Linked DNA regions of Homo sapiens: region 1 is linked to region 2. A link is a loop called in an ENCODE intact Hi-C map of the cell type or tissue named here. Cell type or tissue: lower leg skin. All regions are shown on one strand. Links, peaks and the distances in the headings refer to the core of each region. The heading gives the core; the rest is flanking DNA.

Region 1 (16,352 bases), core at 6,107-11,106, 130 kb before region 2:
TCTGGCAAGTAATACAGCTATTCTTCCTTGTGGTGTGTGGGAACTCCACAGCTTTGGCCAAAAAAGGGGAACAAAAGGGCCCACGGCCCTTCGAAAGGCCATTGTTGCCCTACTGATCCATGCTTGTGCACTCAACCCATGCCCCAATCTTCCTCACCAGTGCTTGCTGTCAGGTGGGAAGTGAGGGGCCTCGGGGGATGGAGTGACGAGCAGCAGGACGTGCAAACATGGAGCATCTCCACCTGGGGAGCTCACAGGCCAGGAAAACACCTGTCAGTTCCTATCCTGTGATTTCAACGTTTTGGCAGTTGTAGCCCTAAGTCAAGCTTTCCCAGCGACACATGGGAAGCCCAAATACTTAACCGTGTTTGAAAACGGCACAGCAAGTTTGCTGAGTGATTTCAGCTACATTTTCATTGTTCAATCATGGATATTAATAATTTTCAACAAAACTTTCTGTGACACCCAAAAGCATAAGGCAACCTTATTTTTGCCCCGAGACCCATGGAGATTCCAGCTCAGTTCATCTTTGTACCCCTTATTCTGTTTGTGTGACTGTCCCATCAGACTCGGGGGTGTAGGGAGCATGGCTGAAGTAGAAACAGCAGGGGACACAGGAGACGTCGGTTCAAGTCCTCCTTCTACTTTGGGAGACCCACATGGTTGGTGGTCTGCAGGTAACTGAAATTCTCCAAACATCGGCTATCTCGTCTGGGAAACGATAAACCAATATTCATTCTCCTCCTTCACAGAAACGTCATGGTGACTGCATCAAAGTAACTGAAGCCGAGAACACCATCTCATTAAGTACCTATGGCCGATCAGGCCCTTTAATCTGCTTTGCCTGAATTATTTATTTCCTATAAGAAGCCTGTGTTTTAGATATTACCATTTCCACTTGTCACGAAAAAGCGCTGAGCTCAAACAAATCAAGAAGTGACTTCACGGTCACACACCCAGCAGGTGGTCACACTAGAGTTCAAACTCAGGCAGCTCTAGCTCAAAAACCCTTTCTCTAAAACTCTGAGGTGATACATGTAAAAATGCCCTGGAAATGATAAAGCCAGGATAAAGGTAAGCTGATGGGATCACCCACTAACTAGAAATGCTAATTAAAATAACATCTCCTGCGTCTATGTTGCCAGAGAATGCGAGATTTCACTTAAGTGGGATTTTCCAAGTATCTAAGGCTTACCCCTAATTAAGAATCCACTTTTTTCTAATGCAGTTATTTTTAATGGAAAATTTCCAGAAGCAATTACATGCATTTTTGCTGTCTTTACTACACATGAACCAGAACTTAAGATTTCTAAAAATAACCCAGCCCATTAATGAGTATCAGGCATGAAAACGAGATACGACTGAGAGGCATTCTCAGAGTCTGTGATGTGGGTAGAGCAACCCCCAAAGGCTGAACTTGTTAGTTTTCCCAGCCTAGATTTTCTTTTGGAATATTTTATTAGGAAAATTTTAAGATATGTATAAAAGTTGAAAAAATGTTACCCAGCACCTAGATTCTATGACAACATTGTAAAATACTTGTTTTTTCACAAATATATTTAACTACCCACCCATCAATCTTTTAAAAAATACATTTCAAAATATATTGCCAACATCAACACACTTTTCCCTGAATACTTCAGCAAGCATATCATATCAATATTTGTTTACAGTATTTTTCTGCTGAGATACAATTCAAAAACATACAATAAAATGTACAAATCTGAAGTGATCTGAATCTAGTTTTGACAAGGAATGCACCTGTGTAACCCAAAGCTCTATCAAAATAAAGAGTATTGCTGTGTCCCAGGAAGTTCCTTGGGGCTTGTCCTAGTCAATCCCACTGTCACTTCCTTAGGATCCTACTTTCTACAGCTTTTCCTTTTCTTCCCTCTGCAGTCAACTGTCTCTTTACAAGTGTCAGAGGTTCTGTTTCTAATCTGTAGCCTCATTTTATCTGCAACTATCTGGATGGGATTGTGAGAGGGATTCTAAAGCCACTATCAGGAAACTGGATGGGTCTCAGGGTGGTCTTTTCCCAACAAAGATCTGGAAGCATCTGAGATATCCAGCAGCCTCATTTCCATATAAATGTAGTGCAGTGCTGATGGATTGTTGCAAAGCTTTAGCAGATATCTTTCCACATGTGAGAGCCAGTGCTGATCTGCAAAAGAACAGAATGTCTACAAGAGTTAAAATTTCTGGCCGGGTGCAGTGGTTCACGCCTGTAATCCCAGCACTTTGGGAGGCCAAGGCAGGTGGATCACGAGGTCAGGAGATCGAGACCATCCTGGCTAACACGGTGAAATCCCGTCTCTACTAAAAATACAAAAAAATTAGCCAGGCATGGTGGCGGGCACCTGTAGTCCCAGCTACTCGGGAGGCTGAGGCAGGAGAACGGCGTGAACCCTGGAGGCAGAGCTTGCAGTGAGCCGAGATTGTGCCACTGCACTCCAGCCTGGCCGACAGAGCGAGACTCCGTCTCAAAAAAAAAAAAAAAATTTCTGCATGCTAGTACTTCAATAGGGTTTTGAGGAATTGGATTGAGAAGAAAGATAATGGCTCACTCAACCTTTTGGAGTTGTGGTGTTGTCACATGTGCTGTGATGTCTAGACATTGCTGAGATGTTGACAATCACATGTTGAGACATCAAAACATTTGCATGTTGTTATGTGTAGACATTCACAGGTTCAGATGTTGTAATATCCACATGTTAAGATACCAAGACATTTACATATTGAAGCTTTGAGGTATCCATAGATTCAGATGCCATAAAATTTCCATGCTGAGACATTTTCATGTTGAGAAGTTGGCATATTATTCACAGGTGGCATCCCCATGTTGAAATGTTGAAGTATTCACATGCTGAAATGTTGACATTCACAGATTCAGCTGTTGATGTGACATCCACATGTTAAGATGTAGGGACATTCTCATGTTGAGATATTGGGTCATTTGCATGTTAAAGTTTTGAGATATTCACAGGCCCAGATGTGGAGGCATTTGAAGATGTGGCTGTTGAGATTTTTGCATGTTGACTTGTACAGACATCGACAGGATCAGTTGACTCACTGACATGTTGAGATGTTAAGACCTTCTCATTCGTGTCTGACTGCAAACATAAGATGGTATCAGCAAAACCCAAGATATAGATACTGATCATTTCTGGGCAATATCTGTCAAATTCTTCTTACACACCTCTTTGCTATTAGCACGGTGTTAGCACTGTTGGAGGTCTCCCCAGTTTCCATTCATGCCTATGGCTTCCTGCATCTTTCTGCCTGAGGATGTTCTCTGGCCCTAGGAGTGTGCTAAGACTTTACATGTGTAGACTGGACTGACAGACCTCAGGAGTGATCCTCAACCAAGGTAGGATGAGATTTGGGGGATAAATACCCCACCTTCCTCACCTATTAGTGCCTCAACACTGAGGGTTCTACACTGTCTCCCAGAGGGTAGTCATCGAAACTGAGCCCAAGCTGTCCTCAGTGGTAACACTCCCTATGGGTGTTTCCTGGGATTACCTCCCAAACAATTTTGGACCCTAACTAAGCCATCCCCAAAGGACCAGTCCTGTCTCCAAACAGTCAGAAAGCAGAGCCAGAACACCCACCCCTGCTAAAAGAGACATATTTTTCTCTGTAGACTGTCGGGTAACCACCTACAATCTGTAAGGGTGGCTGAGGCACCTGGGGCTGGGGACTTGCCCCTTGAGAAGCAGGGGTCACTGGGAGGATAGAAATCTATGGAGGTGCCTCAATCTCTATCAACATCCTTCCCAGATTGAGGACATGCTCATTTTCCCTGACTTTACCCACCTCCCATCACACAGGGACCTGGAAGGGCTGCTTCTCACCCTCTGCACCCAGATGACATGGGTGACGGGTTGGCAGCTCTCTTTTGGGGCAGCCCCCAGTATGGCTCCTCAGTGGGGAGAGAAGGTACTGAAAAGCTACACAGGCCATTCATAGGAAATATTTCCTGGAATCTCTGGGTGGGAATAAATTAAGGATTCTTTTAGGAACAGAGGAATCATAAACATGGGAAATTTGAAAGAACAAGAACTTTTTTTTTAATTGGGGACACAGTTCATCAAGAAAAACACAAATGGCGCAGCTGTCATGGAAAACAGTTTGGCAGTCCCTCAACAAATCAATCATAAAATTACTACATTGCCCCACAGTTCCACTCCTGGGAATATACCTAAAAGAAGTAAATTCAGGTGTTCAAACCAAAACCTGTACACAAATGTTCACAGTAGCACTATTTACTATAGGCATAAGGTGGAAACACCCAAATGTCCACCAATGAATGAATGGATTAACAAAATGTGATATATGCACACAGTGGACTATCATTCAGTTATAAAAGTGAATGAAGTGCTGACACATGCTACAAAATGGATGAACCCTGAAAACATGATACTAAGTGAAATAAGCCAGACACAAAAAGCCATAAATTGTATGATTCCATTTATATGAAATATCCAATCTAGACTAATCCATACAGAAGGAACACAGATTGGTGACTGCCGGGGGCCTGGGAACTGGGGAAGTGGGGAGCGACTGCTAACGGATACAGAATATCCCTTGGGGTGGTAAAAGTTCTGTGATGGTTGTACAGCAACGTGAATGTACTAAATACTACTAAATCGTACACCTTAAAATGAGTAACATAGTACATTTTACATTATGCATACTTTACACCATGTTTTCTTAAAAGGAAGATATAAGTCTGTGAAACTGGACACCTTTGGATTTCTTAAGTATCACTGGACACTTTTTAGGTGCTGGAAGGGGCCTTAAAAATACACTCATCTGTAATCCCATTTGAAAGCTCAAGAAAGATGCAGGGCAGTTAATGACTTGGTCAGGGTTGCAAAAAGTATCAAGAGGGGTCATTTCCTCTGCTAGAGGCTCTAGTCTCCTTTTTCCCAAAATGAGACCAAAGTTTCCATAGTGGAGGTCTATAACAGGCCATCCAGCAAGGAGCCCAGGGCCCAGATGTGGCGCGGGTGGATGTTGAGTCCAATCTTAGACCTCGGGGGCCTGCCCTCCGCAGCTGTCCCTAAGGTCACTCACTCACCTCCTTGCTCATGTATCACCTGCCTCAGCCCAAAGGCACCCCAGGTCATGGCCTGCAATCTGGATTTTTGACAGGAAAATACTAAACAAAACTGTCATGACTGGAATTTTAGGCACTGCAAATAATTAACTATGTGAAAATGAAGACAACCTTGGAGCAGGAGGGAAAACAACCCTGACAACATATAGCTGAGCTGGAGGGCACATCTGCCTTCATTGGACCTACGGTGGTGGTAACTGAACTGAAAAGTGGTAAATGGTAAGTGATGATTAAAAAGCACAGGTTAGCAACAGAGAAGTCGATATCTACAAAAACTCAATATCAAAATCATTAGCATGGCCATTTGGCAAAATTAAGGTTTGAAAGAGCCAACACCCCCTCCCAGTCCAGTGTGCTCTAGCAGGTTCCCTGGGATATCTGCATGGCTTTGCCCATTATCTGAAGGGCAAGGCAGCCCCTTCCCAGCTGGGGTCTCTCACCCAAGAGGCAAGGGCTGGCCATGCCCCAACACAGCAGGAGATACTTAGCGGACAATAACAGGATATGTATGTATCTCCAATTTCAGGACAGTAAGGACTTTTCAATCAAGACCTGACACAAATCAATAAGAAGAAGAAATGGCACACTGACTACATTAAAGTTTAAAACTTCTGTATATAAAAAAACCACCACCAAAAACAGAAAAGACAAGCCATGGACAAAACATAGTAACAAGAAAGAATTAATATCCATAATGCAGCAAGTTCTCTTACAGTTAATAAGAAAAAATAGGCAATGTTGATGAATAATCAATCCACAGAAGAGGCCATCCCTATGCCCAATAGACTTGTGAACAGAAGCTGAATTTGATCCATGAATTTGCTTCCTAGGCTTCCGGAACAAATTACCCCAAACTGTGTCCCTTAAAACAACAGAAATGTAGCCTCTCACAGTTCTGGAGGCCAGAAGTCCAAACCGAAGGTGTCAGCAGAGCCATGCCCCCTCCAGAAGCTCTAAGAAGGAATCTGTTCCTTGCCTGTCTCAGCTTCTGGGGGCTGCCAGCATCCCTTGGCTTGTGACTGCATCACCCCAATCTCTGCCTCCACCTTCATATCTTCTTGTGTGTCTAATCTCCCACTGCCTCTCTCTTACAAGGATGCTTGTGATCACATTTAGGGCCCACCCAGATAATCCAAGATAATCTCTTCATTTCAAGATCCTTAACTGAACCACACCTGCAAAATAATTTACCAAAGCAATATTCACAGGTTCCAGGGATTAGGACCTTCTCTCTTTGGGGGCACAATTTATATTATTATAACCAGTAACCAGGGAAGTCAAATTAAAACCACATTGAAATACCATTTCACATCATCAGACTGCAGGAATTATTATTATTATTATTATTATTAATGCAAAGTCTGAGAATATGAAGTACTGATGACCATGTAGAGCAGTAGGAACTTGCATCCCCTGCTAGTCAAAGTGTAAATCTATCGGAAGAAACATGCTGGAGAACAGTTTGGTAGAACCTGTAGATACCAAGGATGCACATACCTTATTCCCCAGCCATTCCACTGATAGACAAATTCATCCCACCAGGAGACACCCACAAGAATGTTCTGTGGAGTACTGTCATGTGAAGAACTGGAAACAATCCAAATGTCAATCAACAACAAAATAGCTAGCTTACCTGTGGTAGAGCCACACTATAGGACACCATGCAAATTGAGAATAAGTGAACTGGGGTCCCATACAGCGACACAGATAAACCTCACAAAAATAATGTCAAGAGGAAAAAGCACATTGCAGGAGAATACACATAGCACAATCTCATTCACTCAAAGTTTAAAAACATGCAGCTGATACTTGGCATTGTTCATGGGTACATACATTTGTGGAAAAGGCATAAGGATACATACAGGAATCCAAAAGACAATTCTAGTTAGTAGTTGCCCTTGGGAGAAAGGAACAGATTGAAACTGTGTGCAGTGACAAGTCTGCAGGGGATTTCAAAATACATTTGCAAACAGTTTATGTCTTAGGTGAATGATGAGTATATGGATATTCATTATGTTACTCCCTATATGTTTTTGTATCTGAAATGTTTTATCACTTTTTAAAAATAATTTAGGAGGTGGCATATGCTGTTGGCAGGAGTGGTGACAGGTCACTCATCTCAGTGAGAATACCTGGCAGGTGGCAGAGTTTGGTCCTAATTCCAAGGGTTCTTAATTTGGGGTCTATAGACCCCCTAGGTGACTATGGGTAGAATTTAGGGGGTCTCTAAAGTGAATTGAGCAAAATACATATGTTTTTAAATAACTTCTAACCCAAATGTAGCAGTTCCTTCTAATATGAATGTAGGCAGCACACCACACAGTGTTAGCAATTTCCATGACTTTATCATCAACGGCAGTCAGGTATTTTACAGCCCATTACAATGTAGCAGGCATCTCAAAATAGCATTTATGCTCATCAACAATTCAAACTGACAGGAGTTATTAGGCTCACTACCAGATCTTGCCACTAATGTGCGGATAAAGAAGCATATACATTCCTTCACCACCAGGTTGTTTATTCACTATAGGTTGGAAATACCTGCTGTTGTTCTATTTTATGCTATGTTTTTGAAAATAAAATTCTTCACCAAAATGTCATGGAGTTAGAAATCCCTGCACATTCCAGAAGGGCTGGGGATTCTCCAAGGGTCCAGTGGTCAGGTCAGTGGCTAACACCCTGGGGGTCCTACAGCTCCAGGTAGAGGCCAGAGAGAAGAATCAAATCACAATGTAAGGAGGCAAAGGAAGTTGCACTTGTTTATCTTAGCAGATGGAGAATGTTGAGCCCAGGAATTAAGATCACTTATTTTCGAATGTGTCATCCTTCTTATCCTGTCTTCTTTCTGTCTCATTTTTTGGATTTTAATCAGTGGTTATCATGTGAAGTGTTCTGAACCCAGACATAAATTTAACATAAGAACCGAGCTAGTGGATAAAGTCTGCGAGGGGGCCTCCAAACCAAACACAATGAAGGGCATAAAGGCTGAGTCTGTAATGCAGTGATTGGAACCACATGTAGCTTCCTCCCTTCTGATGCCATGTGGAGGACAGGCATGGAGAGCCGGCTGGGTTCCTGACTCAGCCCAGTCTGAGGAGTGGCACACAGTCCTGATAAGTCTGAAAGGGGTCATAAGGAAGCCAAGATGAAACAGAGAACACAATTGCTTTTGTCAGGAAGTAGCCTTCTCTGATGCTAAGAGGCCACCAAGAAGGTGAGTTGGAGTTGGCATTTTTGCCTTACAGGGAAGAGCTTGAAGTTTCTGTACCTTGCTGCTGCCCAAAGGAGGAGAAGTGACTTATCTGAGGGGAGAGGCTGGCAAGAACCTAGCATGCATTGGGAGAATTCCAAACTGTTTTCCAAGGTAGCTGTACCATCGTACATTTCTATCAACCATATATTAGAGCCTGGTTGCTACACATCCTTGAGAAGACTTGGTATTGTCAACTTTTAAACTTAAGCCACTCTAGTGCAGTACTACTGCACTAGTACTACATGATCTCATGTAGTTTTAATCTTCATTTCCTAATGACTAATGATGTTGAACATCATTCTATGAGCTTACTGGGTCATACACACATACACACACACACACACACACACACACACACACACATACACAAATTTTTTATGAAGTCCACCATTTATTGACCATTTGCTATGTGTTGGGCATGCTTCTAGGTGCTTTTTGAAAAATGAATTTTATTGAGGTATAATTTACATAAAATAAACTGCAGCCACTTAAAGTGTACAATTCTGCCATCCCTGGAAGTTTCTTGTCCTCCTCTGTAGGCCAACCCCCTGCACCTGACCCCCATAACATTACTGAGCTGCTTTCTGCTCCTATTGCCTCGTTTGCATTTCCTAGACTCTCATACAACTAGAATCACAAAGCATGTATTCTTTTGTGTCTGGTTCCTTTCATTTGGCATGTTTTTAAATTATTTTTTTCTGTTTTCAAATTACTTATTTCTAATTATTTTTAAACTTAATTTTATTTTTACACTGCAGCTTCAGCTCAAGAATAGTATGATGTCTGTGAGGTCCGTTCATGCGGTTGTGGGTTTCAGGGGTGCATTCTTTGAAACTATTGAGTAGCTTTCCATTGCATGGATGTGCCTCTAACTGTTCATTTACCAGTTGGAGGACATCTGGATTTTTCTAGTTTGGAGCTATTAGAATAAAATTGCTATAAACATTCATGTGAACATCTTTTTGGTAACCATATATTTTCATTTATCTTGGGTAAATACCTAAGGGTGGAATGGCTGGTTCATATGTCTTATAAGAAACTCCAAACTGTTTTCCAAGATAGCTGCACCATCTTACATGTCCATCAACCATATATTAGAGTCCAGAGTCTTCACATCCTTGACAAGACTTGGTATTGTCAGCTTTTAAACTTGAGCAACTCTAGTGCAGTACTATCTCATGGCAATTTTAATTTTCATTTCCCAGTGACTAATGATGTTGAACATCCTTTTATGAGTGTATCAGGTCATGCATTTTTATTAGTCTGGCTAATGTGATAAAGAACTCTGCTCAGGAGAGGTGCTTGCTCTGTCTTCCTCTGCAGCCTCCTTGTGTTCAAGCTTTTAAGATGCAAGCTCTTTATGCACAAGGATCATGTCTTAATAGTTCTTGCATCTCTAGCACAGTTTCTGACACACTGAAGGTACTCAATAAGTCTATTGAAAAAAGATGAGCAAACAGATTCCAGTTAATTCTAGGATGTAATCTGATGACATATTTGTCACCTACTAAAGAGTGTAAAGCAGCAGCTTTCTCTAACTGAATGGCCCAAGACTATTTTTTTTTAAATAGCTATGATTAAACTGTCTCTCCTTTCATATCAAATCTTCAGCTTCCCCCTGCCTGTAGATGACCTACCTTCCAAACTGGTGATTTGAATCTACTGTGGGCTTGTTTGGGGAGCTGACATAGAAGTTTGTTTTGACTTCTAAATTTACAACTGTATAAATACAGTCATGCATCACTTAATGATGAAGACGTGTTCTGAAAAATGCATCTTTTGATGATTTCATGGTTGTCGAACATCATAGAGCATACTTACACAAACCTAGCTAGTATAGCCTACTATACACCTAGGCTATGAGGTATAGCCTATTGCTCCTAGGCTACAAACCTGTATAGCACGACAGTGCACTGAATACTCCAGGCAACTGGAACACCATGGCAAGTATTTTGTGTATCTAAGTGTATCTCAACATAGAAAAGATAATGCATTATGCTATGACATTACAACAGCTGTGATGTCACTCGGTGATAAGGTTTTCTCAGCTCCATTATAATCTTATGGGACCACCATTGCATAAGTGGTCCATCATTGACAAAATGTTGGTACAAGACACATGACAATAAAAGCAAATAGCCCTGAGTGATGACCTTAAAGACTTTAAAAGATGATTGTACAGGAAATTCCTACACAATGTCTCTTCCCCACCAACAGCTGAGACTTCACATGTTGAAACAAGTGTCTCTGGTCCAGGCAGCAATTTAACCTTAAGGTTCAATGCGGACTTGGGCTTTGGGGTGAGAAACCAAGAAAGAGGGATCTGAGTTCAAATTCCAACTCTTCTGCTTACAGTTTAGACCTTAGGAAGTTCCTGAATCCCTGAGGCTCAGAGTCTTCATTTGAAAATCAGGAAAAATAATAACGTGTTTAAGGGCTGTTTCAATAATCAAATGAGGAGATGGGTGTAGAAGCTCTCCACACTGCACCTACTCACAGCAGCCGTTAATAATGTTAGTTTCCTTTGTCGTGAGCCAAGAAGGCTTGGGTAGTTGCTGCCGTTGGTGCTGGCCCAGGTCTCTCTTAGTGGTTGGTACCGCAGTGCCAGCTACTGTGAGTGCAGGGCTAAAGCTGAGACTCTCTGCAGAACTGCCCTTCATCAATAGGGCCCCCTGGATAGGGCCTCATCGAAGGCTGTACCCCCACTCTGCCCTGGGGGCTTTCAATGACCGACCACTTTAAGTACAAATGCTAAGGCCCTTGACTCAAGAAAGGCAACTTTGGGTGTAATTTAAGCCACAGAACTACCCCCTCCCCGCCCCTCCCACCGACAATGGTTCAGGCCAAGGCTGAGCTGCCCTGCTACCCCCTCATCCTCCCTGTGCAGCCCCTCCCCTGCCCTGTCCTGCTTCTCTCCCTCCTTCATCGGTATCCCCTGAGAGCTCTCCCTCAATAAAACACAGGCTCCGGAGTCCTCACCTCAGGCTCTGCTTGTAGGAGCCCCACCTATGACACCCAGGAACTTGAGGGGCACCATTTCCTTCACAATGCATTAATGGCACAAAGGCTAACTTTTTGTTTTGAAGCTGTGCTCTCTAACCACTGGAGTGTGAAAGCATCCCAGATGAAGGCATTTTCTACACATTCTGTGTTTGATCAAACCCATGGAGTCTCTGGATATTACTGTGTTCAGCCTGCTTCAAACTAACCACCTGGTGGAAACTGAGGTGAAGTGCATGAAGCCTTGGGGAGTGTTCAGAAGAGAGCTGACAAAGCCAAACCTCCAGTCCAACTATCGATAAAAGATGCTGACAGATACCCCAGGAAAGGAGTCCTAGGGGAGGCTGGGAGAGGAAAACGTTACTAACCCTGTTGTTGGACACACAAGGGCCCATGGGAAGCTTAATCACTTAACTTAGGTTCCACAGCAAAAATTGGAAAAGCTCTCCAAGTTGACTCGCAGGCCAGGACATAAGGCCAAGAGGGAAGGAGAAGCTGGGGAGGGAGATGGTCACAAAGTCAGAGGGAAGAGCTCTTGTTTCATCACACATTCAGACCTAGAGAAAAGCAGCTAAGCCCACAGGCAGGCGATGATACTGTCTGCTGATGATGTGAAGGTGAAATAGAGAGGAAATAGCAACAACAAGCTTCAGCTTTGCAAAAGTATTTAGGAGTGGGAGATGATCCCCACGTTTGGGTGTATGAGGAAATCCAACAACCTGAAGGGAAAATGAGAACTTCAGACTGCAGCAGTGACAAGGCCAAGGTTCTGGGGAGGACTGAGATAAGGTGTTGACATAGGGAACTGTCTCCTCTCTATCACCCTCCCAAGAGACCCTATGGAGGCCAGCCCTGGGCCTGGACCATTGGCCACCATCAAAAAGACAGCCAAACATCAAAGCATCTAAGGACAGGTAATGTCAATAATGGAGGCTGGGCCATGGGGAAAGCCAGGGCATTAATATGTATAAAGTCTACAGGAGGAGAGAAAAGGTAAGCATCCTATCTGTCCATATTGAGAATTAAACTGCCACTGGGGCCTGGACAGAGGTGAGTGGAACATCCAGCTTGTGGTTCTACTCTTTCTTGGAGTTCTCCAAGATGGATGAGAAACAGCACGGTCTGTACCCAAGACAGACTCACAACCCATGGAACTCAAGAATTTGTCCAAGAACCTCCCTTCTTCTGAAGTAATCATTCAGTCTCCTTCTCCTAACAAAGGACAAATGAAAGGAAAAGAATATCAAGTATCTGCCTACATTGGTCTACCTAATCTAATCATTTCCATTAGATCATAACAGTTTCCTCTCCTATGCTGATACCCATCAATTACCATGGTGCCCTGGAGCTCAAGATTGAGAATGATGCTACAATTGACTATTGATGTCTGGCAGGCGTAGTGGCAAAGAGACAGCAACACATATCTTTTTGTTTAGAATCTTCCAATAGATTCAAAAGCTAAACTGGTAAATGATACCATGTGTATGTGCATTTCAAAAAGAAAATACCTTAATGTTTCCTAAATGCAATAGCACAAAAAGTCATCATAAAAAGAGAGGCAGAAAGAAAAGGAAGGAGAAGAATGAAAAGAAAGAATAGGAGAGTCAGAATTAAGAAAAGTAGGAGCAAACTCAGACAGAAATAAATTTGTAAAAGTAATTTTTCAAGGTAACTTTGATCTCATCTACCAAATTCTATTTTAATAAAGTGCTCTTTTTACCAACTACAGAACAAAATGAAATATCACATAAAAAAGTTATTTCCCATTATTCATATATAAACTCCCTAGCTATGAATTCAGTCCTTATAAATAGCAGAGTGGGTAACTCTCAGTAATCCCTGGCTTAAGGTAGAGCTACTGCAGCCAAGAGCTTCTCTGCACTGTCTTCTCCAGGACTCCTGGAGGCCTCCAACGGTGCCCGTGCTCTCGAGGTTTGCGTCTCACCCTGCTGGGTCCCTGGTTGGACACGCCATTTACAAGGATTAGTCTTGTGACATGAGTGAAACAATAATTTCATCTGAAGCTTAGAAACATATGCCACACAGTGGTAACCTGTGTAGGCAAAACACCAACCAGAGCAAATCAAAGGATGATAAAAACCAAAGCAGCCAGAGAGTTGGAAAGGAAGATTACTTGGGAGTCATTCAATCTGAATTTGGGTTCCTCAGAAGTAGAGCTTAAGACAAAGATACATGTGAGGAGAAAGGGATAGGGAATAAAGGAGCCAACAAAGGAGTCAACAAAGTAATTTATCAAGCCAGTTACTGCTGTGGGCAACTGAAGCTCCATCCTGCTGGGGGCCTCCAGAAAACCACACAGAGCATGCACCTCAGAGCCATCCCATCGAATAGGCAAGGGAACTGGGATATTTACACACTGACTCATCAGTTCTTGGTCAAGGACTTTTCTCAGGGGTCTTCATTCTCCTGGAACTTCTGGTCTGCTTTGAGGGGCAGGTGGTGTGGTCCTCTTAGGGATTGGAGAAGTCTCCCAGAACCCTCAGGCAAAGAGATTCAGGTTCAGGCAATGGGAGGCTCTGATAATACATACTAAGTAGTAACGCCTAAGAGATACGAACTAGGCATGGACAGTGTCTAATACACAACCCAATCCTCCTAGTCTGCAGAAGGGGACACTCAGCTAGTGTGGCTGAATGTTAGTCTAGAGGCACAGAGACAGGAGACTGATGCAAGGAGAGAGGATTGCTTGAGGGAGCGATTCTGTAGTCTCCCAATGTGGAGTCAATGCAAGTATGCTGGCTTGTTCCTATGGAAGTTTAGGAAAGAACTTCTTAGAGAAGAAATTTAGAAATTGTATCTTGGAAAAAGCATCTTACAATTTACCAAGTATGTATTGCTTGGTAATTATGTATTGCTGGGCTAGCCTACACAGAAGAAGGCCTAGAGCACCTGTTCCTAAAGGAACAAGCACTCCAGGAAGAAGCAAGGCTGGGGGATGCAGACAGACAAATTGCATATGAAGCAGGATATGCTGGGTGTCACGTGGAAGGGAAACCTGAAGTATTCAGGTGTTTACCTGAGGGAGAAATTGTCTCTGGTGATATATAAGAAGCAGATACACAATGGAGAAGAGTTTGACCAGGGCAGATGGAGAGTGGATTGTGAAACAGACCTAGCACAGACTGACAAAGCTTACTCAATAAACAGCAAGCAGTCTGTGTGTGCACTCCATGCACTCCTCGGCATATCCTGGAGGATGGAGACTGTAAGGTGACACAGGCGGTCAGGGCCCTGATGAGGCCTTAAGCACCAAGCAGAGGAGTAGCTCTGCCATTTGAGAGGCCAGAGATACAACATGATGTTAGACCTGCTAAAACACAACTCTATTGATCTATCAGGATGTTATTAGGCATTGGGGGCTGGAACTGGGGTGGCAGCAGCACAAATACCAAGGAGGAATGCAAGCAAGAGATAAACAGGGTGGCTAGGGGGAGAGGCCGAATATGCTTTAGATGCTCTGACCAACAGAACTTTCTGTGATGATGGAAATGCCCTATACGTGGACTGTCTGATTCAGCAACAGTTCACTGCCTGTTAACAACCGACAATGGACCTCCAGCTATGACTGTGTTTGCCACATGTGGGAGAATCTATCGGAGGTGCTAAAATGAGAGTACAGAACCTTCCAATCATCTGAGAATTCTCAGTTCTCCTTGAAGAAAGCAAATCATCCTCCTGGGGCCTATCTGAAGTGTGAAACGCCTTTTGCCAGCCCATAAAGAATTGTTCAGAGTGCCACAGTGTGAAACCGAAACCCCACATCAGGGAGCCCTTGGCTTCTAGCAGAACCCGAACAGACATCCTCGGGGAGCAAGGTCAATTGCCACCTTGTTGTGACCTGCTTGGGGAACTGCCTGTCATCGGCTGGCAGCCCAGCCACAGATCACTAGCCAAAAATGGCACAACTGTTGACCGAATCAGAGAGAAACATTCAGGTCAGCACCAGGAAAGGTTTCGAAGCAGGGCGAGGCACAGAGCTCCACATGCCGGGTGTTGTTTAATTGCTTTGACAGACTTCCTCTCTCTTCACCTTCACAACAACCCCATCAAGTAGGTCTCCCTATCCTCACTTTGCAGATGTGAAGTCCGAAGCTTAGTTGTAACTAATTTGAAGTCCCAGTACTTCTCAGAAACGGGCTGGAGGGGACTCAAACACAGAGTGACCAGCCCCTGAACTGTGGCCTTCCACTACACCATGCACAACCTCAAACACAGTATTTTCCATTTCTATAATGTCGCCCTTTTGTCTTTCAAACAGAACTCATTTTTTAACAAGCAAACCATGAATTCTGTTCCAATTTATTTTGTAAGTTAATAATCACAAATACTAATTTTTAAAACTCCAATTTACATAATTTTTTTCTTGTCATTTGTCAATAGACCTTAAAATAAGGTCTTAACAAATTTAGAGTGGTTTTGGGAAAAGCTGAACAGAATGTACAGAGTTCCCAAATGCTCCCCCGATAACCAGTTTCCCCTATTACTAACATCTTGCATTGGTGAGGTACATTTGTAACAACTGATTAACCAATATTGATACATTATTATTAACTGAGGTGCATGGCTAACATTAGGGTCAGCCTTTGATGTTCTACATTTTATGAGTTTTGAAAATATGTAATGTCATGTATCCATCATTACAGTATCATAAGAGAATAGTTTTGCCACCTTAAAAACCCTCTACACTCCACCTAGTTATCCCTCCTTCCTCCCTACCCCTGGAGCCCCAAGCAACTACTTATCTTTCTACTGTCTGTACAGTTTTATCTTTTCCAAAATGTCACATAGTTGGAATCATACAATATATAACCCTTTCAAATTGGCTTCTTTTGCTGAGCAATATGCATTAAAAGTTCCTAAATGTCTTTTTGTGGCTTGATGGCTCATTTCTTCATATCACTGAATAACATTCCATTGTATGTCTGTACCATAGTTTATTTATGTATCTGTTGA
Region 2 (16,352 bases), core at 7,643-12,642:
GCAGGGGATGCACCTGCCAGCATCTCAAAGCTACTGCAGGAAGCTCAGTCCATGTGATGCGCTGGAACAGTCAGGAGGAAGGGGTTGGGGTCTAGAGGGCCAGACAGGTAAGAAGCCAGAAGGTGCAAGTACAAGGTGTCAAGATCTGGACTTGAGGGGAGATGAGGTGACAGTCCAGATGAGGAGCCATGGGAGAGACGCTGTGAAGGAGCTAGTACAGAGACCCAGCTTCCCAGACGCTGCTCTGATGAAGACACAGGAATTCAGGAGACTCAGGTACTCAACCTAGGTGTGTAAATAGGAAGGGACCCTAGTGTAGGAGGTAAGTCCATGAGTTTTGCTTTAGATTAAGGCAGAGCACCTGAGTGAAAATAAATGTTTCTCCTTGCACCATACAGGGACCCAGAGCCGCAGCTGGTCCTTTGTACAAACTGGCGACAGCACCACCCTACCTCACCTTACTTCTGCACTAGGTAGGGGCATAGGCAGGGAAGATGAGTGGGTAGCACCTTCATGCACATTTGAAAAAGGCAGTTCTTGCTCCAAGCAGCTACAGCTCCAGGCCAGGGTCTCAGTCCCACTCAAACAAAAGCAGACATCCCATGCAGGGCATGCCTTGTGCCACCAAATTAAATGGCCCCGATAGAGCACTATTGAGCTTTAAAGGACAGTAGAGGATATAAGAAATGAGTCAAGTATCCTTGGGTAGAAAATAGCCGGAGTGGGCACATTAACTGCTCAGCAGCATTTAACTCAGTGTGTGTGAGTTTACAATGCAGAAACAATGCCAACAGCTTCTACACAGTCACACCGTATTCCAGGCCAGTGACAGCTAAGGCTGGAGGAAAAGAGAGAATTCATGACACCTTCTCCTGGGAGCAGATGATTATAAGGAGTGTGTGTGACCACAGGGCTGGAAATCAAAGCCCAGGGCCAACCATCAAAATAATCAGTACTGTGCAACAGAAATGATAGCCATTATCATAGGTGCTGTTCCTCTTCCCAGACCCTTTAGAAATACCTTCTGTTCACCTTCTTCTCATGGCCTCATTTCTTCAGAGCACACCAATGACATCACGGTGCTCCTGTGCACCTGCAGCTCTCTCTGAAGTCAGCAAAGCCACCATCCATGGGAGACTCTATAGTAGTAAGGAAGCTGGATCCCATCTCATAAGGAAAGGAAACCCATCCTCCTTTCTACCCCAAGAAGGTCTGCATTTTTCTCTCTCAATATTGCTAGGCTCTCAATAAAGTAGCCTGTGCTTCACTAGCATAGAAGGGTCTCAATCTTGGCATTTCATCTGAAGTGCAGTCATGCAAGGAGCAAACCATATGCTTGAGTGTGTGACCACGTGCAGAGGGCAAAATCACAGCACCTCCTGGCTGCCCTGTTTCACAGCAGTGCTTCTCAAACTTCTCTTTCACAGGCAATACATGCCAACTTCGTTAAGCAAACTTTCCTGGGTCTCATCCTCAGAGGCTCCCATTCAGCAGGTTGGGGAGGGGCCCATGACTCTGCATTTCTAACAAGCTCACAGGGGACCTGGGCGATGCTGATGCTGCTGTTCCAAGGCTCTCACTTTGAAAAACACGGGTTTATACTATTAGCAAAATTTATGACATGCAGAAGAAATCCGAGCTGTGCAATCTCAATGGCTCTGTGAAACCAAAAGAAAATAACATTTACAAAAGTAATTCTCATGAAATAAGAACGAATAATGATTCAGGGCATGCTCAGAGCAAAACCATATTACTCTGGCTATAAATTAGCCTTAGAAGGTAGCATCTTTCAGGAGGCTAGAGACTTAAAAGCAATAATCAAATTAGAGAGAAATTAGTGTTACCAATATAAAGACAATTTAGCATAAATGCTCCCATTCTATAGATAAAGAAACTGAGAACAGAAGAGAACATGCAGAAAGTTAATAGCTGAAGTGAGATTAGAACTCCTGTCTCTAGAGTCACTGTCCAGCACTCCTGTTCTAGGCAATGCCCTTCACTCTTGTGAGCCATGTCTCCTACCCCTGAATGATTTCATGACAGGAACTACAAAGATGCAGGAGCATCATGAAGTTATACCGTCCTTCATAGCAGAAAATAAAGATCAGTCCTGCACAATATCAACATAAAATATTTCATTCCTGGTGTCTTCTAAAATAAACCTTCACTGTGTGCTGACACTCAGAACATTAATCAGAAAAGTGCATGCACAGGCAAGTATATTTCTTGTCTCCCCTTCCTCCTCCCCTCCTTCCTACTCTACTTTCCAATGACTTAGAAAAGTTTGGAAAACAAACCCCAAGGTGAAAGAGCCATCACGGGACACTTATGGTACCCCAGAAGCCTGCAGGGGTATCCCTTCCCATGTAGGACAAGATGCGTCCATGTATGGTTTCCTTGGCTCAAGATGCAAGGGTGATGTTCTTGCCATCTTAGGCAAAACAACTATCCTAAACTGCCTGGAGCGGACATCCTTCTCCTCCCAGGCTTGGAACTGCTGTGTGCACTTCCGTTAACGCTGCTGGCTTGTACAACCACGGGGAGCCTGGGGAGAGACCCTCCCCACCCCGGACTGCTCATCGCTCTTGCGAAACTCAGTTGACAGTTAAAATTTTGTTTTTCCTTCTTGCTTTGTTATCAGAGGAACAGTCAGTATGTAGAAAAACCGAAGCAACTGTCAAGAAGAGAAGATAAGAAAAACAAGATATCTGTTTAAAAAGTAAAGGTCATGATGTGACGCAGTTAAAGGAGATAATTTAGTCTGATACTAATAACGCTCTTGGGGGTTGATTCAGTTTCCAAGTCGATTCATTTTCCAAATTGGTAGCTCCTCCTTTGCCATCATTGTCCCGTTCATACTACGCTTTTGCCTACACTTGTCATAGAGGTTCTGGGCATTTCTGATGAGGAATGAGTTTCCATAGAAGAAGCACAAGCTGACGTTGAAGAGGCAAGGTGAGGACACCTGATGCCAGGTGAGAATTCCCTCTAAATAGATTTAGACAAAAATTATAAAAGCATGCAACAAGCCTAAAGGCAGATAGCTTAGCCAACAGAGTTCTCTATCAATATGCAAAAGCTCTCTAACTCCAGAGTCCTCGTCAGTGGCTTTCCCAGCTAGTGCAGGCTACTGGACTACTACGGTGATGCCTGGAGAGCTAACATGATTGACAGCAGACTCATGCACAAAGGTGTTCAGTTAACAGTATTCAAATATCTCAAATAAACTATAATATTTTAAATAACCAACAATAAATAAGTATGACCTATACAGTCAACAGAATGCCAACCAGACTGAGATAATTATTAAAAAATTCAGTGACCTTTATTTCAAATATGTTGTCACAAAAGTGCAACATGAAACATTCTATTTAAAAGTCAAAAATACAACATACAACATTGCATTTATTTTGTGATAACCATCTCTCTTATTTTATTCATAAAAATATTCATAAAATAAAGAGAGCTGATCATCACAAAATAAATAGAATGTCACATGTTGCATGTTTGATCCTTAAATGGAAATATTTACTACCTACATGAATAATATTTACACATATGACCAAACACTGAACACTGAAAATAAATATTTTGATTGTCAAGGGTAGATAATTTTAACTCAATTTCTTCTATTTCTATTATTACTTATATAATCTACAGTATTCCACCACAAGATAAAAGTTAGCTTCCATTTAGTTGGTACAATGTCACCTGGGAAAAAAATTAATCATCCAATAAATACTTTAGCCTCTCCTCCACATGAGGCACTGGGCATACAGCCATGAATGCACCAAACCAAGTTTCTGCTCTTAGGGAGCTGACATTCTAGCTAGGGGAGGGTGACAACAATAAAATGAGCTAATAAATATATAATCAAGTGATAACATGTTACATGTTAATGTAAATTTCCATGTGGTGGGTGTGCACACACAGCCAATCACTCCAGGACTTCCTGTTCCTGCTCTGCAGAGAGTTAGACCATGGCCAATATTCGATACACTGGGTGCGTGCGTTTCCTATTGCTGCTGTAATAAATTACCACAAACTTACTGGCTTTCAACAGCCCCATACAGTTCTGGAAGTCAGAATCCTACAGAAGTCTTGCTGGGCTAAATTTAATGTGTCAGCAGGACTGCATTCCTACTGGAAGCTCTTGGGAAGAATCTGCAGCCTTGCCTTGTCCAGCTCCTGGAGGCACCCCCCATTCCTTGGCTCACGGCCTCTTCCATCTTCAAGCCAGTAATGACATCATTCTGACCTCGGCTTCTGTTGGCACATCACCTTCTCTGGCTGACTCTCCTGCCTCCCTGTTTTACAAGAACCATGTGATTGCACGGAGCCCACCCTGATAATCCAGGATCATCTCACTATTCCAAGGTCAGCTAACTTGCAACCTGAATTCCATCAGCAACTTGAACTCCTCCTTGCCACGTAACATAACAAACCCACAGATTTCAAGGATTCGGACGTAAACATCTTCGGGAGCACTATTCTGCAAACCACACTGGGGTAGCTCCTTGTCTAACTTCCTGGCAGAAATATCCAGAAATGTCTTTCTTCAGAGATGTTTGGCATGGGGAAAATAGTGTAAGAGTGTTTTCACAGAAAGTATAAGTTCAAAACTGCCCTGTCTACCTGTTTTTTACCTTGGGAAAGTTACTTTAATTTAAATGAGGATAATAATACCTAATCCATGGTTCTGCAGAGATAATTACGTGGGGTAAACCATAGAAACAGGTGTAAGCCTAAAAAATACTAAGACAGAGTAGTTAATATCGGATAGCTTTAGTTGTTCCCAAATCCCAATTTCTTTTTCTTTGTAACAAACTAAAAATTTCAAGCTAAAATCTGAACAGGCATTCTGGGATGCATGGTCATTAGCCTAGCATTAGGACCCAATGACCCTTCAATGGGTCATTCCCACTGAAGGAAATACAGAGATGCATAAAAGAAGCTGAGTGTGGATGAATGCCTAACACACAAGAAGGGATTGTGACATGCGGACTGTGGAAGGGCACATGGGTCCCCAGGTGTGAATCCCATCTCAGAAACATGAGGCATTTGTTGCTGAAAGGAACTGTTGTAAAGGGCACCCCCCCCATCAATATGTCTTTCTATACCCATCCATTCCCCCCCATCAATATGTCTTTCTATACCCATCCATTCAGAGACCCCAGTTCCCGGAAATGCAACTCAACTAGGCAAAGAAGCAAAAGGAGGGTGGTATGGAGCCTTCTGGAGATTAATAGAAAAGAGGTGCGATGGAAAGAGCCACAGGAGGGATCAAACCAGGGTGGCAGATTTTCACACACTGTCTCTAGATATAAGAACTAGGAAGAACTATCACTGATCAAAATTATAATGAATAAGGTTCCACCTCAGTATTCTAACTACAAGGTAGAAGGAGCAGGAGATCCCCTCTCAGGCAAGCTGAGTCACCCTAGAAAAGTCAACATCAACACTGGAAGGTTGGCCAGGGACCATGCACAACAACCACCCCTTCAGCATAAGCGATGCTCACAGTAACCTGACAATTGTGACCAGGTGAGAGTGGTGAGGGCGCTGAAGGGACAGGAGGGTCTGTTCACAGGCACACCCCCGGCCTGGACCTTCTCTTTCAAGGTTGATAACTCAAGACAATTTTGAAAATTCTCTGCAACATCTGAAGTAAAACACTATTCTTCTAAAAAAAAAAAAAATCTATTATGGGAAGAAGATGTAAATTTTGGAATCCATTTTTTTTAATCTCAATATCAAATAAACATAGGATATATGAAAGAAAAATCACTAAATGGAAAAGGCTAAGATTACAAGGGGAGTCAGCTAAGATGGAGATGACAAGACATAAAATGGTTAAAAAACCAGAAATGCAAACACAAAACATAAATGGGAATAAGAGGCAGCAGACAGCAGACCCAATAGTGCTGAAAATCAAATTACCAAGGGGAAAAAAACATAGGCTCTTACAGAATGAAGAGGAAAAGACAAAAAGATGAAGACACAGCCAAATAACTATCCAAATTACAAACAGTTCATGTTCCAAGGGAAACAACCAAAACCAACAAGAAGCCACAATTAAAGGTCATATTCTCCAGGCAAAACGAAATAAAATTAGAACTTGGTATATATACATATATATATATACACACACACACTCCAACAACTTAGAAGTTAAAATTCAGTCTCTCAAATAATTAATTGCAGAAAAAATAAAAACTATAATTACAAGACTATTTGAAAAGTACCAATAATGACTGCATGACATTTCAAAACTTATAGTTTGAGTCTAAAGCTACACTAAACATCAAATGCATTATAAAGCAAGAAATAATAAAAAGGAAATAAAGCATTTCATTCAAGATATTTGAAAATAAACACAGGAATTAAGAGGAGATTTTGAATAAATATTAAAGCTTTACTGACTCAGGGAAAAGGGAAAAGAGAAAAATTAATGAAGAAATACAAGATACAAATTTTCACAAATTGATAAAATACACCAAATACAGTCAGATTTTATCAATGAAAAAAATAAACATATACGTTAGTACTGAGAAAAGTTTATATGATCTCAATTACAGAACAAATTAAAACAAAAAAAGTACTTCATAATTTTGTTCATTTCTAAAATATTAATGAAATTAACACTTCTCTAGGAAAACATAAATTACCCACACAGAAAAGTATCAATGAAAGAAATTAAAGTTTGTTCAAAATTATCTTCATAGAAGACTGTAAGGCAGGCAGCACTATAAGTGCTTTTGTCAAATTTTCAATATACAAATAATTTCCATGCTTCATAAAATATTCCAGAACATAGAGGAACATAGAAATTATCAATTCATTTGTAAAGTTAGTGTGATCCTGACACCAAAACCTGGCAAAGGAGCTATATGTCTATTTCTTTCATAAATATATAGGCAAAAATTTCATAGAAAATGCAAATAAATAAAATCCAGCATCATATTAAAAATATATGTCATGCCTTTGTAAGATTCACTTTCAGAAGTGCTTTAGTAAGGATATTTTTTTCTATATATATTGTTATATTAAACACTTTAATAAGTGTTAATAAGGCATTTGATCACATTCAACATCCATGGCTAATTTTTTTTTTTTTGAGACGGAGTCTAGCTCTGTCACCCAGGCTGGAGTGCAGTGGCGTGATCTCAGCTCACTGCAAGCTCCGCCTCCTGGGTTCACGCCATTTTCCTGCCTCAGTCTCCCGAGTAGCTGAGACTACAGGCGCCCACCACCACGCCCACGCCCGGCTAATTTTTTGTATTTTTAGTAGAGACAAGGTTTCACAGTGTTAGCCAGGATGGTCTTGATCTCCTGACCTCGTGATCCGCCCACCTCAGCCTCCGAAAGTGCTGGGATTACAGGCGTGAGCCACCGCGCCCGGCCCTGATTTTTTTCTAATATAGAAAACCACAAATGAAAGGAAACTTCCACAGCATAATGAAAAGTAACCAGTGTCACTAATAGCCAAGGGGATCCATACCCCAATGGACAGCACATAGTCTTCCAACAGTAAAAAAACTCCTCAGCTACAGAATGAACCTAAAGATATTGATTCATAGAATAAGTTTATTTTCAGTATTGTATAATTTCACATTTTTAAGAATAAAATATAAAGAAGCAATATTTTAAAAGACTATTAAGGGATGAAACAAGAGCAACAACAAATAATAAATACCAGAGTAACCTTCACCAGTAAATGTAAGGAAGAAATAGAGAAATAATCATGAATCTTGACAAATTTTTTAAAAGCCTTTATCAAATGAAGAAACACACTATGAACAAAAAGAATCAACATTATAAAATGCCATTTTTCCATAAATTATTTATAGATTTATCAAAACCTAGAAGGATTTGGAGAAAATGTAAAGGATTATAAATTCATCTGGAAAGATAAATGAGTGATAACAATAAATAAATAGTTTTTTCAAAAAACAGGAAAGGTGTCTTGACCTACCAGATAATTAACATGCTAATAAGTTACAATTAATTAATGAGTAAATATAACAAAATAAATATCATAAAATATTTGCCTCTGGTACATAAGAGAATAGGCATGGAATAAAGGTGATACCACAAATGTGGAGGTAGAGGAAACAGTAGTCAATAAACAATTCTGGAATTAACTATTAAATATGTTAATCTGTTTAAATTAAATTTTAATCTTATGCTAAAATAAATTCCAAATGAAGTAAAGAGTTAAATTTTTTAAAAAGTAAACCATACAAATGGTGAATAAATACGTTGACTAAGAGCCTGAATCTAAGAATAGGCGGATGAAAAAATAAAGGGAAAGAGATACGGCGTGGGCCAGATGTCATGAGAATCCTCTATGCCAAAAAAAAAAAAGAATGAACAAGACTTTTGAAATACGGCAAAGTAAAACAAAATATATAAAAGCTCTTACAAAACATTAAGAAAAAACACTATTAACTCATTAGAAGAAAATGAAGACTGGATATGAGCAAACCCTTCTCACAAGAAAATAAATATAAAAGTTCAACAAACGTGTAAAACGTTGAACCTGCTCGGTAAAGAAGGAAGGCAAACTAAACCAACGGGACACCATCTTTCTACAATCAAATTGAATTAAAAATATATAAAAATAATTCAGGCAACAGAACATCGAATTGAGCTCTCTCAAACACTGCTGTTGGGATTTCAAATTTGTTCCAATTCCTGGAAAGTTACATGATAGTACGTGTGAGCCTTTACGATGGGCATGCCTTTTGATGCTGAAATACCACCTTTAGAAATCCAACCTAAAGAAACCGGCAGAGATTGTCAAAGACTTCTGACAAGAACAGTCATCAAAGTGAAGGCATGGAAAATCTCAAAATATGGATCTCAAATGGAACCCTGAATAAATAAGTTATGACATAATCAAAGGATACGATGTAATAGTTAAGACCACAGGATGTGGAATCAGACTGCCTGGATTCAAATTCTACTTGACCACATAGAAACTTTGTGACCTTGAGCAAGTTATTTAAACTGTTTGTCTTATTTTTCTTCGCATGTAAATTGGAGATAATAATGGTATCTACTCTATAGAGTTATTGTGGAGATTAAAGGAGTCAGTACAAGTAAAGCACTTAGAACAGTCCTCGGCCACACTAAATGCCCAATAAACATTACATGCTGTAACATGAAGAAAAATACTGTGATTATTATTACTATTAAGCAGACATTAAAACTAGTTTTTAAGATTAATTCCATGGAGGGATGCCCATGATAAGTTAAAAAGCATGACCCACCAATTGTACATAGTTTCTTCCAGAAACTGTGAGGAAGCATCTCCTAAATCATTTTATGGTGCCAGTATTACCCTGGTAGCAAAACCAGACAGTGATAGTACCAAATGAAGAAAATTACAGGTCCGTATCTTGTGTGATCCTAGACACAAAAGCCCTCAACCGAATATGATCAATCAAATCCAGGAAATACAAAATGAAAAACACACCATGATCAAGTGGGTCTTATACAGGGTATGCAAGGCTGATTCCGTATTTGAAAATCAATCCATGCAATCCACCATATTAACTGTCTAAAGAATTAAAACCACCTCAGCATATCAATTGATACATGAAAAACATCTGATAAACCAATATCCACCCTTGATAAAAACTCTCAGAAAACTAAGGCGAAAAAGGAAATTACTCAATTTGATAAAGGCAATCTATGAAAAACCTACAGCAAATAGCATACTTAACAGGGAAGGACTAAACGTTTTCCCCCTAATATCAGGGACACAAGACAAGGATGTCCATTCAAACTCAATATTGTACTAAAAGTCTTAGCCACTGTAATAAGTCAAGAAAAAGGAATTACAAACCCTGGATCTGAGTGTTTTTAGCAACTCTGTTCATAAATTAACAAAACTAAAAACAACTCAAATGTTCTTCAACATTAAATGGACAGACAAACTATTGTACATCTGTATAGTGGAATACTACTCAGCCATAAAAAGGAATGAACTACTGATGTGCAAAACAACTTAGATGAAGCTGAGAAGCATTGTACTGAGTGAAAAAAGCCTGTTTCAAAAGATTATAAACTATAGAACTCCATCTATGACGTTCTCAAAAAGACAAAACTATAGTAACAGAAAACACATCAGGGTTCAGAGATGGAAGAAGGGTATGAATATAAAGGGGTAGCTTGAGGGGGGTTTTTGGGGTGATATATTGTTCTGCACCCTGTCAAGTTTAGGGGTTTTTTATTTTAAAAGCAGGATCTAAAACATTATATGTAGTATGATATCAATTTAACATATGTAAGGGAAGAAATATTCCACAATGCTTGGAAAATACCGGAATTGACCTGTTCTCATGCCCAGATTTACTTAAAGTAGGTACAATGACTTTCTTCCTGCACATGGCCCAACAAACACCTGTGATTTCAAACAACCAAACTGTGGAATGCCATTCAAGAGGTCCTTCATATCACGTTTACAAAGCCTGGGTTCTTAAGGTCCTAGGAATATTTTATTTCTTTGGAAGTATCTTCAAATCACAACCCAGAATTCCAACAAGAAGGATGAAAAAAGTTGAAAACTCGTAAGCTCAAAGACCCCTAACAAAATGAATTAATGGCCACTCATTTTCAAAACGGTCAATCATCCTAATGGTTATATGAGGTTACAACCCAGGTAGAAGGTGGTGAACCAACAATGCAAACTCTCTTCTAAAGCAACCTAGGAGCATTCCAACAGCCAGTGTTTCTGATTAAACAAATCTCTTTTTTGTCACAAGAAGTGGCTCACCCTGAAAATTCCTAATTTTTCCCATGTACTAACTACACTAAATGCCAAAAAATTCCCAGAAAGATTCCAGCATTTCAGAAGAATTTCAGAATTTGAAAAAATTTTACCAAGAGTTAATTTGCATTAAATATTTTTATAACCTTAACTTTCTGGCATTTTTTAAAGAATTTACTAAGCAAAGAATCAGAAAGCCTGGGTTCCAGCCCCAATTCCAATTTCCTTTGACATTAGTTTCCTCAAAAGTAAAACAGGATGTTAAGATTCAATGGTCCCCAAGAGTTTCTCCATCTCTGATACTCTAGGAAACAGATAATGGTGAAAGTAATATTGCAAGGGCCATGGCTAAGCTGCTTGAATGAACAAACTACTCAAATAAGCTATTTTCATGGAGCATTCATTCAGAAATATTGTGCAAATGACAGAAAAAAAATCATTATCAAAGAAATTGTTAACAAGCCATGCATGGCCTTTATCCAGCACGTAGTTCAGGTTACCATACCTGACAGTAATAAAAGTGCATCCATGGAGAAAACCCTTCATGGTTCAATTTTACTAATGTAGACTGACCTGCCCCAAATTGCAAGAAATCCTTTGTGTAGAGTGCAAAATTATTGGGGGTAGAATTTCCTTAATTCTTGACGTTATACTTTTTAATTGACTTTTTTGGGAATAGGTGACATAAATTACTGGACTACTCCTTTTGTACTAAAAGACACATGGGTGTGCAGCATAAGGGATCCTTGTGGTGTTGGATCTGTACAGTATCTTGAATGTGATAATGAATACACAAACCTACACAGGTGATAAAACTGTGTGTAACTCAATACTCTCACACACACACACACACACACACACACTCACACACTCACACCACATGGGTACAGTAGTCCTCATTTATCCTCAGTTTCACTTTCTGCTGTTTCAGTTACCTGCAGTCGACCATAGTCCAAAAATATTAAATGGAAAAACCCAGAAGTAAGCAATACCTAAGTTCTAAATTGCCACTATTCTGAGTAATGTGATAAAATCTCAAGTTGTCATGCTCTGTCCCGCCTGGGACATAAATCATCCCTTTGTCCAGCTGATCCATTCTGCAGTCACTTAGTCACTCAGTAGCCAGCTCGGTTATCAGATCGACTGTCATGGTGTGGCAGTGCCTGGGTTCAAGGTGAACAGTAGCCTAACGCTATGTCACAGGCCTACGTCATGCACCTGACTTCATCTCCTTACGTAGGCCCTGTATCATCTCACATCATCACCAGAAGGGTGAGCACAGTACAAGAAGATATTTTGAGAGAGAAGGAGCGACCACATTCTCATAACCTTTCTTAGAGTATATTACGATTGTTCTATTTTATTGTTAGTTATTGTTAATCTCTTACTGTGCCTAATTTCTAAATTAAACTTTATCATGGTTATATAGGTATAGGAAAAAACACAGTGTATGTAGCATTCAGTACTATCCATGGTTTCGGGCATTCACTGGGAGGTCTTGAAACATATCCTCCATGGATACTGAGGGACTACCATACAAATAACACTGGAAAAATCTGAATAAAGTTCGTGGATTGTATCAATGTTATTACCCTGGTTATGATATTATACTATAGTTTTGCAAAATGTAAAGGAAATGGGAAAATGTGTAAGAGATGTCTCTGTATTACTTCTCCCCCACCGCACCACCCCGAGACAGAGCTTGGCTCTTGTTGCCCAGGCTGGAGTGCAATGGTGCAATCTCAGCTCACTGCAACCTCCACATCCTGGGTTCAAATGATTCTCCTGCTTCAGCCTCCTGAGTAGCTGGGATTACAGGCATGCGCCACTTCACCCAGTTAATTTTGTATTTTTAGTAGAGACAGGGTTTCACCAGGTTGGACAGGCTGATCTCGAACTCCTGACCTCAGATGATCCGCCCACCTCGGCCTCCCAAAGTGCTGGGATTACAGGCATGAGCCACTGTGCCTGGCCCTCTGTATTACTTCTTATGACTGTGTGTGAATCTGAAATTCTCTAAAAAATTTTTCAATTAAAAAAAGGGGTATGGGGAAGATTAAGCCTTCTCTTTACTTCTGACCATTAGTTCTACCAGGAGGCAGTAGCTCTTACCAGATTCATGTGTACAGTAGTTAAAAGGGAAGGAAAGAAGGAAGGAAGGAAGGAACGAAGGAAGGAAGGAAGGAAGGAAGGAAGGAAGGGAGGGAGGGGAAGGGGAGGAGGGAAGGAAGAAGGAGGGAGGGAGGGAAGGAAGGAAGGAAGGAAGGATTAAATAATTTGGGATGGTCCTGCTATATATCTAAATAAATTATTTAGTGCTTCCTTACTCACAGTTGTGAGGGCTGAATATATCTTGAGTCTAGGGGAGTGTTTCTGTTGAAAAAACCTTCCCCATTCCCAGATTCCTCTCCTATCGGATTCTCAGAAGTAACTAGGTCTTTTCCCTCAAGACAGGATGCTGAGTGATCTTTCTCTGGGAAAACTGACCACCCCCTGACAGAGATCTAAAACTTGAGATATGAAGCATTGCCCAATAAAATAGCCCAGTTAGATAGCATAACAGAGATACAATCAACAAGACCCTCCTTTGCACAATTTCCAGTCATCTTTTCCACAGCACCACCTAAATATAAGTAGTTGCCAAAGATCCCCTGACATCTGAAGAAAGCATGTATAATATGAAAAACAAGACAAAACAAAGGAACAACAGCAACTTGAAAAAAGAGTCCATATGGGGAAAAGAAAACCTCAATACTACTACGAATCTACTTAGGGATATGGGAGATGATATTGTACCACTGAAGCGGAACAGGATGCTACTAAAAATAGCTTCCACAGGAAGAAGAGCTCTTGGAAATTAAAAATATGACAGCAGAAATTAAACACTCAGTATAAGAGTTGGAAGACATGGTTAAAAAAAATCTATAGAAATTAGAGCAAAAGGATGAGAGAAATTGGAGAGAAGAGATAAGAAAATTAGAAGGTCAATCCAGGAAGTCAAACACCCAAATAATAGACAATCCAGAAAGAGAAAAGGGAGTACTTAGGATGGAGAATATTATAAAAGGGAAGTTTCCAGACCTAAAGAAGACAAGCTTCCAGTTTAAGAGAACCTGGTGAAAGATCCAAGAAAATGAATGAAAACAGACCCACGCCAGTCATATAATTGTGACGTGATTGAAGATTAGGAAAAAATAGACCATTAGGAGCAAAGCAAAGAATAGACATGCTCTTGGGGTGAGGCGGGGGGTGGATACAGGCTTCGAAAATGATTAACCAAGACAGCAGCAGATTTCTCAGAGGCAACAATGGAAGCTAGAAGACATTCAAGCAATGCCTTCAGAATTCCAAGGCAAATGAGTTTCAACCTAAATTCTTGACCCAGTCTAACTATCTTCTAAGTGTAGAGGTAGAAGGAATATATTTTAAAGCACATACAGTCTTGAATCTTTACTTTCCACACTCCCTATTGTAGGAGGCACCTGGAGGCTGTGACCCTCAAAAATGTACACTGAAATTTCAGGAATAAGCTAAGAAAGACGCATACCTGGGTTCCAGGGAGCAGGGCTTTCATCCCAAGGGAAAGTTAAAAGAAATATGCAGGATGAAGCTGAAGGGCAATGGGAAGATGACAGCTGGCAGCAGACTTTACAAGTGACCTGTCTAGATCAGAGCAGGCCAGAGGAATCTGGTAAAGACTTCCTCCAAAGAAGACGTGCTGGAATACTTAGTGTCCCTGCACATATTGAGAGGAGATGGAAGAGCCAGGTGTGAGGGCTCGCACCTGTAATCCCAGCAACTCAGGAGGCTGAGGCAGGAGGATTGCTTGAGCCTAGGAGTTTGAGGCTGCAGTGAGCTATGTTCATGCTACTACACTCCAGCCTAGGCAACAGCAAGATCCTGTCTCTAAAAAGAAAAGGAAATCTAGGCAACTGGAGAGAAGTTTAAGTTTAAATTAGTGGTGAAGGCTTAGAAAATGAAGCAGAAAAACACATATATTCACATCCAGGACAGGAAATTTAAGTACAGTGTATTTCGTACCTCAATGACGAACAGCAAAATGTGCTTGTGATAAGGTAAAGAATAACCTTTAACCCTTTGGTTCTTAGCTCTGGCTGCTGAGATACACTGGCACCAACTGTATTACTTTTTTATAAAATCCCAATGCCCAGGCCACAACTGGGAGCATGACAATAGAATTTCTGGGAGGTGGGACTCACATATGAGTAATTATTAAAGTTCCCAAAGTGATTACAATGTGCAGACAAGACTGAGAAGCACGGAGCTAACCATAGATGTAATGTTTACCCTCATGCATACCATTCCAACATCTTTATCTGCAGCCACAAATGCTTATCACCTTGACTTTCAAATGTCAGCTCTATATTCCACCTAGATGCTCTAAAAGTCCAAATCTTCAAAAATAAATGTTTCATGTTCTGTCTTAAACATGGCATTATCGACTTCCTGAGGTCACCAATCCCTTATCCCACCCCTTTTGTTCTATTGTCAAGGTCCTAATCAAGAAACCTGCTCCTTTCTCTGTCCTCTGTGGGTTCAATTCCATGGCAGACTGGCTGACTAAAGTGAAAATGACTTTTGCTGAGATCAAACAATGCAGAAATGCAAAGGAGAAAGGAAGAGAAATATTTGTTGCAAATATTCCAAATGTAAAAGTTGCAAATGTGAAAGTCCCTAAATTAGGTCACAGATGAGCTGACTTTATTTGTTCACTCTCTCCTAAAAATAAATCACTATTGACAAGCCAAAAACGATTACTAGATTTCATGATTTAAATAAGTGATGTTTATTGGTTCAGACAGTTCCAGGAATGACACAGGTCTTTCCTTGTTTCCTGGAGCTCCCACCTAAGCAACTAAACATGAAAAGGTCATGACCAACATGCTCCATGGTCCATGGATGGGTCCAGCTAAGATGAGTTTCTACCCAAGTCTCAAATATCTACATATAGCCATTCTAATCCACCCACCTCCCTTTCTACATGTCAATTGCATTAAATGGCCAAGGCTTCATTTGGGGTCTATTCCTATAACCAGGTCCCCTGATGATGGTCCCCCGCAGTGTCTGGAGTGCCATCTGACAACCTCCTCTGAAGTGAACCAGAACAGCTGTGTCTCCAGAATCTGTACAAACCCTTGATGTGAGCCCATGTTTTAATTTACTTTAATCTACCAACCTGATATTGAGAAATGGTATTTCATTATTTTTAATTTGATTTTCATGTTAAAACTGAGATTAAGTTTGTTATTTGTGTCTGTTGGCCATCTGCAATTGTTTTCTTGTAAATTGCCTGTCTGCATCTTTTGCCTATTTTTCTACATTTGCCTTTGTATCCTCCATTCTTCCTCAATCTTATTCCCTTTATTATTCAGGTTCCAGCTTTTCCTGACCACCACAGCCTCCTCCATGCCATGCTGTATTTCTCATCCCGATCTCTCATAATTCATGAAAATTACTTGTTCAGCACCTCTCTTCTCACTCAAGCTTGAGCACCACGAGGATGAACATCACGGTGTCCCTCGAAGACAACGCTGCCACCCTAGCAACTAGCAAA

The links. Peaks named below come from ENCODE experiments on the same cell type or tissue, not always from the same donor. Only the 100,000 strongest peaks of a DNase experiment are listed, where the experiment ranks them.
Region 1: it touches region 2 in a loop (2.9-fold over the local background); 3 of 110 quality-filtered maps call a loop at or near these places.

Annotation. Positions count from the first base shown.
Region 1 is chr20:19,346,978-19,363,329 of GRCh38, reverse strand. The region is part of intron 2 of SLC24A3 (solute carrier family 24 member 3); the gene reads right to left. Among named protein-coding and RNA genes, the nearest start is that of SLC24A3-AS1, 71 kb to the right of the region's middle. In lower leg skin, for the core only: no CTCF peak of the experiment used is centred there; no DNase peak of the experiment used is centred there.
Region 2 is chr20:19,219,410-19,235,761 of GRCh38, reverse strand. All of the region lies in intron 1 of SLC24A3 (solute carrier family 24 member 3), which reads right to left. LOC124904879 (a long non-coding RNA gene) reads right to left here and starts at 12,519. Exons shown (of 2, transcript XR_007067552.1): 1 at 8,766-12,519; 2 at 1-1,658. In lower leg skin, for the core only: no CTCF peak of the experiment used is centred there; no DNase peak of the experiment used is centred there; H3K4me3 peaks cover 200 bases.